Linked DNA regions of Homo sapiens: region 2 is linked to region 1. A link is an interaction called in ENCODE POLR2A ChIA-PET data of the cell type or tissue named here. Cell type or tissue: OCI-LY7. All regions are shown on one strand. Region 1 overlaps PPM1L (protein phosphatase, Mg2+/Mn2+ dependent 1L). Region 2 overlaps B3GALNT1 (beta-1,3-N-acetylgalactosaminyltransferase 1 (Globoside blood group)).

Evidence for each region. Peaks named below come from ENCODE experiments on the same cell type or tissue, not always from the same donor. Only the 100,000 strongest peaks of a DNase experiment are listed, where the experiment ranks them.
Region 2: POLR2A ChIA-PET joins it to region 1 with 7 read pairs; 5 of 35 experiments call an interaction of 5 or more read pairs at or near these places.

The regions. Positions count from the first base shown.
Region 1 is chr3:161,032,653-161,037,652 of GRCh38, reverse strand. All of the region lies in intron 2 of PPM1L (protein phosphatase, Mg2+/Mn2+ dependent 1L), which reads right to left. Among named protein-coding and RNA genes, the nearest start is that of B3GALNT1, 70 kb to the left of the region's middle. In OCI-LY7, CTCF peaks have their summits at 2,077 and 2,277; a DNase peak (open chromatin) is centred at 2,332; H3K4me3 peaks cover 1,088 bases; H3K27ac peaks cover 1,367 bases.
Region 2 is chr3:161,093,991-161,098,990 of GRCh38, reverse strand. All of the region lies in intron 4 of B3GALNT1 (beta-1,3-N-acetylgalactosaminyltransferase 1 (Globoside blood group)), which reads left to right. Among named protein-coding and RNA genes, the nearest start is that of B3GALNT1, 8.9 kb to the left of the region's middle. In OCI-LY7, CTCF peaks have their summits at 1,836 and 2,036 (motif pointing left); a DNase peak (open chromatin) is centred at 2,010.

The DNA of each region.
Region 1 (5,000 bases):
CAAGACCAGCCTGACCAACATGGAGAAACCCCGTCTCTACTAAAAATACCAAAAAAAAAAAAAAAAAAAAATTAGCCGGGCATGGTGGCGCATGCCTGTAATCCCAGCTACTCGGAAGGCTGAGGCAGGAGAATCACTTGAACCTGGGAGGTGGAGGTTGCGGTGAGCTGAGATCGTACCATTGCACTCTAGCCTGGGCAACAAGAGCAAAATTCCATCTCAAAAAAAAAAAAAAAAAAAGCTCAAGTAGGGGAGGGTACATTCCCAAGTGCATTCACATGGATTCTGGCAAACCTCAGTTCCTCACCATGTAGGTCTCTCCACTGGCTGCCCAAGTATCATCTCTTCATGACATGGCAGTTGATTTCCCCCTGAGCATGTGATTCCAGAGACAAAGAGCAAAGGAGCAAACCAAAGTCAGAAGCCAGTCTTTATATAACCCAGTCTCAGAAGTATTATCCCATCACTTCTGCTATATTCATTCACTACAAAGGAATCATAAAGTCCTCCCTGCACTCAAAGGGAGAAGAATTAAGTTCCACCGCAATGAGAGAAGTATCAAATAACTTGTGGACATACCTTTAAAACCATGCTTATGGATACCATAGGGTCAGATAATAAAAATCTGGGCTAGCAAAGCACAGAGATCAGAATTATCAAAGATTTTTTTAAAGGATTTTTGCTTTGAATACAGACCTTTTTTACGATTCAAAAATGAGAGGCTTCCTAGAGAACTTGTTAGATACAAAAATATAGTAAATAAGATTTCATGGAAGCCATGTCTTTCTTGGCAGGAAAAACGGACTTGTCCCATCTTTTCAACCTTAATGGGAGTCCCTTAAAATCAAGGATCTCTGCTCTGAAAGCACCTTTGCATTTGCAGCAATCAATACGAATGTACTTCCCTGACTGGTGACCACAGGTTGATAATGACTAGTATGGGACTAAAGGTAACATTAAAAAGGAGAAAAAAACCTAGATAAACATGAAGGAATATGCACTATGTTCTGCAGTGTCTTGAATGGCACCGGGCCTGGGTTAAGAACCAAACTCTATGACTACAGACATAAAATTTACCAATTACTGAAGGATAACAATTACAGGTCACATTTATTGAGCACCTACTCTGTAACAAGCATTGTTCTAAGTGCTTTACAAACACTCATTCACATAATCCTCACATCAATCTACTAATAATACTCTCATATCCCCATCTTGCAGATGGTTGAACTAAGACACAAAAAGGGTAAGTAATTTGTCCAAGGTCACAGAGGTATTAAGAAGAGAAGATGGGATTTGAATCTAGGTAATCTGGTTCCAAGGGCCATGCTATTAACTTCCACAGGGTCTGATCTTCTCTACTTACCCTCAAATCTTTATGATTTTTTCTTATATTACTATTCCCTATATACATACTTATAATGAGCCATTTCCCCAAAGGTAAACAACTTTTCAGTACAGATCTGTGAAGTTAGTGATTATACCATATGAAGAGGATGATCAAGGAGGAACTGCTATTCCCCCACACTGACCTGGATAATTAATGTTGTCCCCAAAGTAATTTCAAAATTTAAGATAGAATATGTCAAAGCAGAGTCTGATCTTTTCTTTCTTAGGAAATCTGAGTCATGGCTTGATTTGGACTTGCTGACTTGCTGGTATACTGTTTCCCCTTTTTTCTGTGGTTTATGATGATGAAAATAAAAGCGGACATCATATGTATAGCTCATTAACTGGAGACAATCACCAAATGTTGAAATCAGCTTGCTGAACTAACCATGACCCTTCTTGAGTACGTTCAATCATATGCTGAAAAGCACTGCAAAAAAGAAACAATGTGTTCAAACCCCAAGAATGTCCTTGAAAATAACAAAGTCATCTATTGGGAATGTCCAGAAACTGGGAAAGTTAGAGCAACCTGTAAAATTATTTTAACTTTGGTTAAGTTCCTGGCAAGAATTGCCATTAACAATCATACATGACCTGATTTTATTTAGTTGGGAAATAAAGCAATCTTACCTCTGACATGAGGAAGTTTTAGTCTTGTACTTCCTCTCCCATTCATGTTATTTTAATCTTGCATCTCCTATTCTTTTTAGTCATTCTTTCAGGAACTATTTTTACAGTAACAACAAGGAGTAGTTGTACGTATCTGGACTTCAAACAATGAGGCACAGCCTTTAGCATGTCTGTCTACAGTCAAAAGCACTTTCTAAAGAATTAGAAGCAATGGTTACTTATCTCAAAATTAGCTCTTTCCTCTTTGGCCGAGGGGCGCTGTGCAACACAAACCATGAAACAGAAGTTTTCCTGTTTTACATCAGGCTTGAGCACTTCCTGCATTGCTCACCACTTCTTTCCGTTTGGGTTACTTACCTATTCAATAAGCAGAACAAAGCTCAGTCAAAACTGCAAGATGGCTCACTCTTTTTTTTTTTTTTTAATTATACTTTAAGTTCTGGGATACATGTGGAGAATGTGTAGGTTTGTTACACAAGTATACATGTGCCGTGGTGGTTTGCTGCACTCATCAACTAGTCATCTATCCTTCCCCTTGCCCCCCACCCCCTGACAGGCCTCAGTGTGTGATGTTCCCCTCCCTGTGCCCATATGTTCTCATTGTTCAACTCTCACTTATCAGTGAGAACATGTGGTGTTTGGTTTTCTGTTCCTGTGTTAGTTTGCTGAGAATGATGGCTTCCAGCTTCATCCATGTCCCTGCAAAGGACATGAACTCATTCTTTTTTATGGCTGCATAGTATTCCATGGTGTATATGTGCCACATTTTCTTTTATTTTTTTATTGTACTTTAAGTTCTGGGATACATGTGCAGAACATGCAGGTTTGTTACATAGGTATACACGTGCCATGGTGGTTTGCTGCACCCATCAACCCGTCATCTACATTAGATATTTCTCCTAATGCTATCCCTCCCCTACCTCCCCTAGTCCTCCACCCCCCCGACAGGCCCCAGTGTGTGATGGTCCCCTCTGTGTGTCCATGTGTTCTCATTGTTTGACTCCCACTTATAAATGAGAACATGCAGTGTTTGGTTTTCTGTTCCTGTGTTACTTTGCTGAGATTGATGGTTTCCAGCTTCATCCACATCCCTGCAAAGGACATGAACTCATCCTTCTTTATGGCTGCATGGTATTATATGGTGTATATGTGCCACATTTTCTTTATCCAGTCTATCATTGATGGCCATTTGGGTTGGTTCCAAGTCTTTGCTATTGTGAACAGTGCCACAATAAACATACACGTGTATGTGTCTTTATAGTGGCATGATTTATGATCCTTTGAGTATATACACAGTAATGGGATTGCTGGGTCAAATGGTAATTCTGGTTCTAGATCCTTGAGGAATCGCCACACTGTCTTCCACAATGGCTGAACTAATTTACGCTCCCACCAACAGTGTAAAAGTGTTCCTATTTCTCCACATCCTCTCCAGCATCTGTTGTTTCCTGACTTTAATGATCACCATTCTAACTGGCATGAGATAGTATCTCATTGTGGTTTTGATTTGCATTTCTCTAATGACCAGTGATGATGAGCTTTTTTTTCATAAGTTTGTTGGCTGCATAAATGTCTTCTTTTGAGAAGTGTCTGTTCGTATCCTTCACCCACTTTTTGATGGGGTTGTTTGCTTTTTTCTTGTAAATTTGTTTAAGTTCCTTGCAGATTCTGGATATTAGCCCTTTGTCAGATGGACAGATTGCAAAAATTTTCTCCCATTCTGTAGGTTGCCTGTTCACTCTGATGATAGTTCCTTTTGCTGTGCAGAAGCTCTTTAGTTGAATTATATCTTATTTGTCAGTTTGGGCTTTTGTTGCCATTGCTTTTGGTGTTTTAGTCATGAAGTCTTTGCCCATGCCTATGTCCTGAATGGTATTGCCCAGGTTTTCTTCTAGGGTTTTTATGGTTTTAGGTCTTACGTTGAAGTCTTTAATCCATCTCGAGTTAATTTTTGTATAAGGTATAAGGAAGGGGTGCATTTTCGGTTTTCTACATATAGCTAGCCAGTTATCCCAACCCCATTTATTAAATAGGGAATCCTTTCCCCATTGCTTGTTTTTGTCAGCTTTGTCAAAGATCAGATAGTTGTAGATGTGTCACATTTTTTTCTGAGGCCTCTGTTCTGTTCCATTGGTCTATATCTCTGTTTTGGTACCAGTACCATGCTGTTTTGGTTATCGTAGCCTTGTAGTATAGTTTGAAGTCAGGTAGCATGATGCCTCCAGCTTTGTTCTGTTTGCTTAGGATTCTCTTGGCTCTACGGGCTCTTTTTTGGTTCCATATGAAATTTAAAGCAGTTTTTTCTAATTCTGTGAAGAAAGTCAATGGTAGCTTGATGGGGATAGCATTGAATCTATAAATTACTTTGGGTAGTATGGCCATTTTCATGATATTGATCTTCCTATCCATGAGCATGAAACATTTTTCCATTTGTTTGTGTCCTCTCTTATTTCGTTGAGCAGTGGTTTGTAGTTCTCCTTGAAGAGGTCCTTCAGATCCCTTGTAAGTTGTATTCCTAGGTACTTTATTTTCTTTGTAGAAACTGTGAATGGGAGTTGACTCTTATCTCAAAGGATACTCTATCTCCTCCCTGGATGTGACCCATCCCTTAACACCCAATACTTTACAACTTTTCTGTGGGCCAGGGGCGGTGGCTCATGCCTGTAATCCCGAGGTGGGTGGATCACCTCAGGTCAGGATTTCAAGACCAGCCTGACCAACATGGTGAAACCCCATCTCTACTAAAAAAAAAAAAAAAAAAAAAAAATACAAAATTAGCTAGGCGTGGTGATGCACATCTGTAATCCCAGCTACTCAGGAGGCTGAGGCAGGAGAATCACTTGAACCCGGGAGGCGGAGGTTGCAGTGAGCTGAGATCATGCCATTGCACTCCAGCTTGGGCTATAGAGTAAGACTCTTATCTCTCAAAAAAAAAAAAAAAGGACTTCTCTGTACTGAGGCACTGTACTCATATTTGTTCT
Region 2 (5,000 bases), 61 kb before region 1:
GTTCAGAAGGACTTTAAGTGTCCAGCTCTCTTTACAGAGAAGCTTGATTCTTAGGTGTTACCTGCGAGTTACCTTGATCTTCTATTGAAGAACCCTATTGAAAATGGGGCTTAGGATAGTCAAACAGAGCATTCTCAGTGAATCTCTTCTAGCTCCTGATGGTCATTGTGTTTGTGTCATAAGTGTTCACTAATGTTTACAGAGTCTCAGCAACTTATTCAGGGTTATTTGGAATACAGATGCATTAACATTAGTCCCTTCAGGAATTTCTCCATTGCCAAAAAGTGAACTTGTTGGAGAGGACTTGTTGAAAACTGGGTGAGCATGATTTGCATGGAAATTGGACTAAACTTCCCTTTCTTTAAAGTTCCTGGTTTAGCCACTCGAATAGCTGGCATTACAGGCATGCACCAGTATGCCTGGCTAATTTTTGTGTTTTTAGTAGAGATGAGGTTTCACCATGTTGCCAGGCTGCTCTTGAACTCCTGACCTCAAGCAGTCTGCCAGCCTTGGCCTCCCAAAGTGCTGGGATTACAGGCATGAGCCACCATGCCCGGCCAAAAGTTTCTCGTTGAGCTCTGACAACTCTTCACCTCTGAAGAAGAACAGAGGTGCTGCACTGTGAAAGTATGAAGATACCAGGCCAATAGGATAAAACAAGGCAGGAGGGAAGCTTTTGTAGTGCAGTGGCTACAGACTCCACTTGGGGTGGTGAATATACCTGAGTTTTTAGTGCTGCTTTGCAGGCTCTGACACCCTGACTCCTGAACAGGTGTCCAAATTTCAAGCTGGTTAACTGAAAGATAAATGTTATAATATTGGTGCCTACTTCATAAGATTGCGGCAGTCATCAAACGAATGGAAATATAAAACATACTTACTACAGTGCCAGGACCAAGCAAGGACTATTGCTAAAATTTTGGAGAGAGGGGAGTATGAAGAAATTGGATAGAGTAGAAAGCAGGTTCTTTTTAATGTGAGCCTATTTACCCTGACAGAGTAAAGCATATTTCATTTTTAAGTGTTATCAAATTAAGCAGATATACCAATTGCTATTCATTCATTCAGTAAATAAAATTTCACTTCCTATTATATGTCCAGCTGTATGCTCCAAAGTAAGGAGAAAAATGTAAACCATATCAAATATGCACAATCCTCAAAGTAGCCTGACACCACTTGAATATCACACGCACTACAGCTGGAAAAATTTCTTGTATTTTGCAGCTCTCCTCCAGCTGCTACAAGTGCCTATGGTGAGACTTTTGACAGTGTGAGTGGTTCCCAGAAAAAATGATGTTCAGTTGTAGAAAGACCATGGGGCAGAAAGAAGGATCCCAGGAGAGGGGAGCACATGTGCAGAGGCGGAACCCAGAAATGTGCGTTTGGCTTTGTGGACCTCTACCAGTAGTTCTTTGGGGCTCGTATTTGCAGGATAGCAGAACATCAGGCACTGGGAGATTCTAGGAAAACAGAAACCTTGGACTCTAGGAGAAGACTTACTGATTTGGAAGGAGAAGGTGGATCCACTAAGATTTATTTGCATGTTTAATTGTATTACAGAGCATGTCATGCCATGTAAGACACATTTGGGAGTTAGGAGCAAGGTTTGTAAAGGAAATGTAGACAAATAATATATGTAGAGGAAGCATATAGTGTGGACTCTAATAATAACAGCAATACCATCTACTTAGCCCTTACTGTGTGCCAGCCCCATCCTAGATGTTTAGCGCGTATTATTTCATGTAGCTCTGGCAATAAACCCGCAAAGAAGGTATTATTGCTCCCATTTTACAGATAAGGTAACTGAAGCTTAAAAAGGTTGAGTAATTTGCTCAAGTGGATTTCATTGCTTCTCAAACTTCAGTATGTCCACAAGCCACCTGTTAAAAATGTTTCTGATTCACTAGGTCTAGGGTGGGGCCTGGGGCTTTGTATTCCTAATACACTCCTAGGTGGTGCCCATGCACTTTGAGTGGTGAGGGTCTAGGCATCACATTCAAATCACCTGGGAGCTTTAAAAATACTGCCACCTGGTGCTCGCTTTGGCAGCACGTATACTAAAATTACTGCCACCTGAGCCCTGCCACCCTCTGAAACTCTGATTTAGTTGGCCTGGGATCCCGCTTGGCTTCCAGTATTTTTCAAGTTCTCCAGGAGATTATAATGTGCCGCAAAGTGAGAACCACTGGGTTAAAGAAGAGGGGAAGAAAAAGTAGTGGTCAGATGGCACTGGTTGTGTTTATTTCTAATATAATCAGGGGAGGGCCTCAAACACAAAGCAGCAGTGAGTTGTGAAAATAATTAGATGTTTAATTGACAAGTCTAATTGAATGGTAGAGTTTTATATTGCTTTATGAGTTAATGTGTTTAGTTTGAAAGGGTAGTGGGGGAATTTCCCTCAAAGATGTGAATTGATAGTTATTTTCCCTTTATAAGGAATATACATGATTGGTGTAATGATGATTTGAATTAAACTTAATATGCACAGGACCTTTTTTTAGGCAATTAAGATTTCCACTCCCTTTGCAGTATTTTATGTAGAAGAAAAGTTAGAATGTTGCAAAACTGACAGTAGTTTGGTAATTATCTATAATAGTTAGCATATGGATGATCCTGACTCTAGCGTGCTTGGACCTAAAATTTAACTGAAATTTGTTTCTTGTTTTTTTGGACCTTTTAAAATGCACATGATCAGAATCAGCATAGCCTATTACAATAAGGTTTTGTTATTAGAAGACAGCTGAAGAAAAACATAATCAACAAATTCAGGTTACTTTTGGATTCAGCTTATTCTTAGGAATATTTACTAAGTGGATAAAAGTACATTACCAAATCATTTGCAAAGTATGCAAATATTACAGAGAGCCTACTATGTGTTAGACACTGGACATATAGCAGTGAATAAGTGGGGTCAGGTTTTCCCTCTCTCCAATCTTATATTCTTTTGAAGGGAATAGACAATAAACAAATAGAAATAGATTTTTAAAAGTCTAGACAGGGTTAAATGCTGAGAAGGTGTTAGGTTTAAGTCCCAGCTGAGGTCCAACAAGGTGTTAGGTTTGAGTCCCAGTTGAGGTCCGAGGGGAGTGGGTGGATGGGCGAATTGCTGAAAGAACACTCGGGGGGCTTTAGGCAGGTGAAATGTAGTTTTATTCAGCAGCTTTTTAATCAGCAGCTTCCTCACACTAACTGTTTCTCACAGTTTCTTTATCTTGGCTGTTTGCTTCAGCTTTGTGGCTCCTCTTATGAGCCTGCTCCTGCTGCCCCCAGCCTTGCAGCTGCACTCCCTGGCCTATACTACCAGGGTTAGCAGCTTAATTTTTTCCCTCTGGGCATAAGTCCCCACTTCCCGCCTTCAAGGCAATCCACTCTTCCTTACAGGGGTCAGTAGCATTACTCTCTCTGGGCATTAGTGCACCTCCAAGCCATGTCAAGCCAACCCAAACCCCATGGGCAGCATCAGCAGGGCAGTTATACCTTTTACAAACAATAGCAACTCAAAGCCAAGTATAAACTTACAAAGACAGGTTATCTAACAAGTGAAGTATGCACCTGTGCCCTAAACTTGCTAAGTCACTTTGGCCCAGATATTCGCCTTAGCCTATTCCTTAACCAAAGCACATTCATATACTTTATGGAAGGGAATAATGAGGGATGTGATAGAAAATAAGTGCTGGGGGAACTACTTGAGATAAGGGGTCAGGGAAGGACTCTCCTAAGTGACACTGTGCTGAGATGTGAGGCATGAGAAGGAGCCAGCCTTTCCAACAACCAGCTTTTTGGTTGGAGGGGCAGAGTAAGTGCAGGCTCTGCAAGAGAGGAAAATAGTTGACATATTCAGGGATAAGAATGGGAGTCAGGCCGGGTTTGGTGGCCCACATCTATAATGCCAGCACTTTGGGAGGCTGCGGTGGGAGGATTGCTTGAGTCCAGGAGTTCGAGACCAGCTTGGGTAACATAGCAAGACCCCCATCTCTATATATTTATATATTTTTTAATTAAAAGATTAAAAGAATAAAAAAGAACGGAAGCCATTGTGGTTGAAATAGGATTGGGAGGGAGTAGTTGTAGCAGATGAAAGAGGGGCTTATATAAACCCATGGAGCCAGAAGACTTGACAGATCTTCATAAAAAATGTGAACGTTGTTGCCCGGCATTGTGGCAAATGCCTGTGGTCCTGGCTACTGGGGTGGATCACTTGAGGCCAGGAGTTTGAGTCTGCAGTGCAAAATAATTGTGCCTGTGAATGGCCACTGCTGTCCAGCCTGGGAAACATAGCAAGACACATCTCTAAATTTTTTTTTAATGTTAATATTGTTATTTTTAAGCTTTTATTGTCTCTGTGCTCTTCTGGCATTCCCTAAATTTTCTCTAATGAACATATATTACATTTGAAATTAGAATAATTACTTTTTAAATAATTACATTTGATTTCTTTTTGCAGGAAATAGCCAACATTTTTGCACCCCAGGAAAGAGTTTCAGGTTATTTTGGCTTAAATAATTGTGCCATTGTAGTATCTCTGTTTGTCTGTTTTCCTGGAATCTTTGCATTTAAACACTGATACCTCCATTTATTTTCTAGTGACGTCCAGTATGTTTTTGGTGTTAAATAAAAAGGTGTATATCTGCATGAACAATTAGTTACTGTTCTTGTTAAAAATTTGTATTTCAGGTTTTAAGGGTAGGAATTTTGAGTCTTCCTTGTGAAAATGATAAGGCTGTGATGCTGCCATACTGTTTATATCAAAGTTCAATGGTTGCAAGAAATTAAAACTCAAAGCAGCTCTGGTCAGAAGAGCTCCTTAGCATAGGAAGCATAGTGAGCAGGCAGCACACTCCCTGGGATCTAGCAGCCAAGAATGTGAGATCTGGAGTCTTGTTTGAGTTTGTCTCTACCACTTACAACACTGGAAACTGATAACCTTTTTTATCTTTGGAGGTTTTCTGAGCTTTTCTAGTATTTGAGATGTTTTTTCAGCTGCTGCAGATCAACCCCTA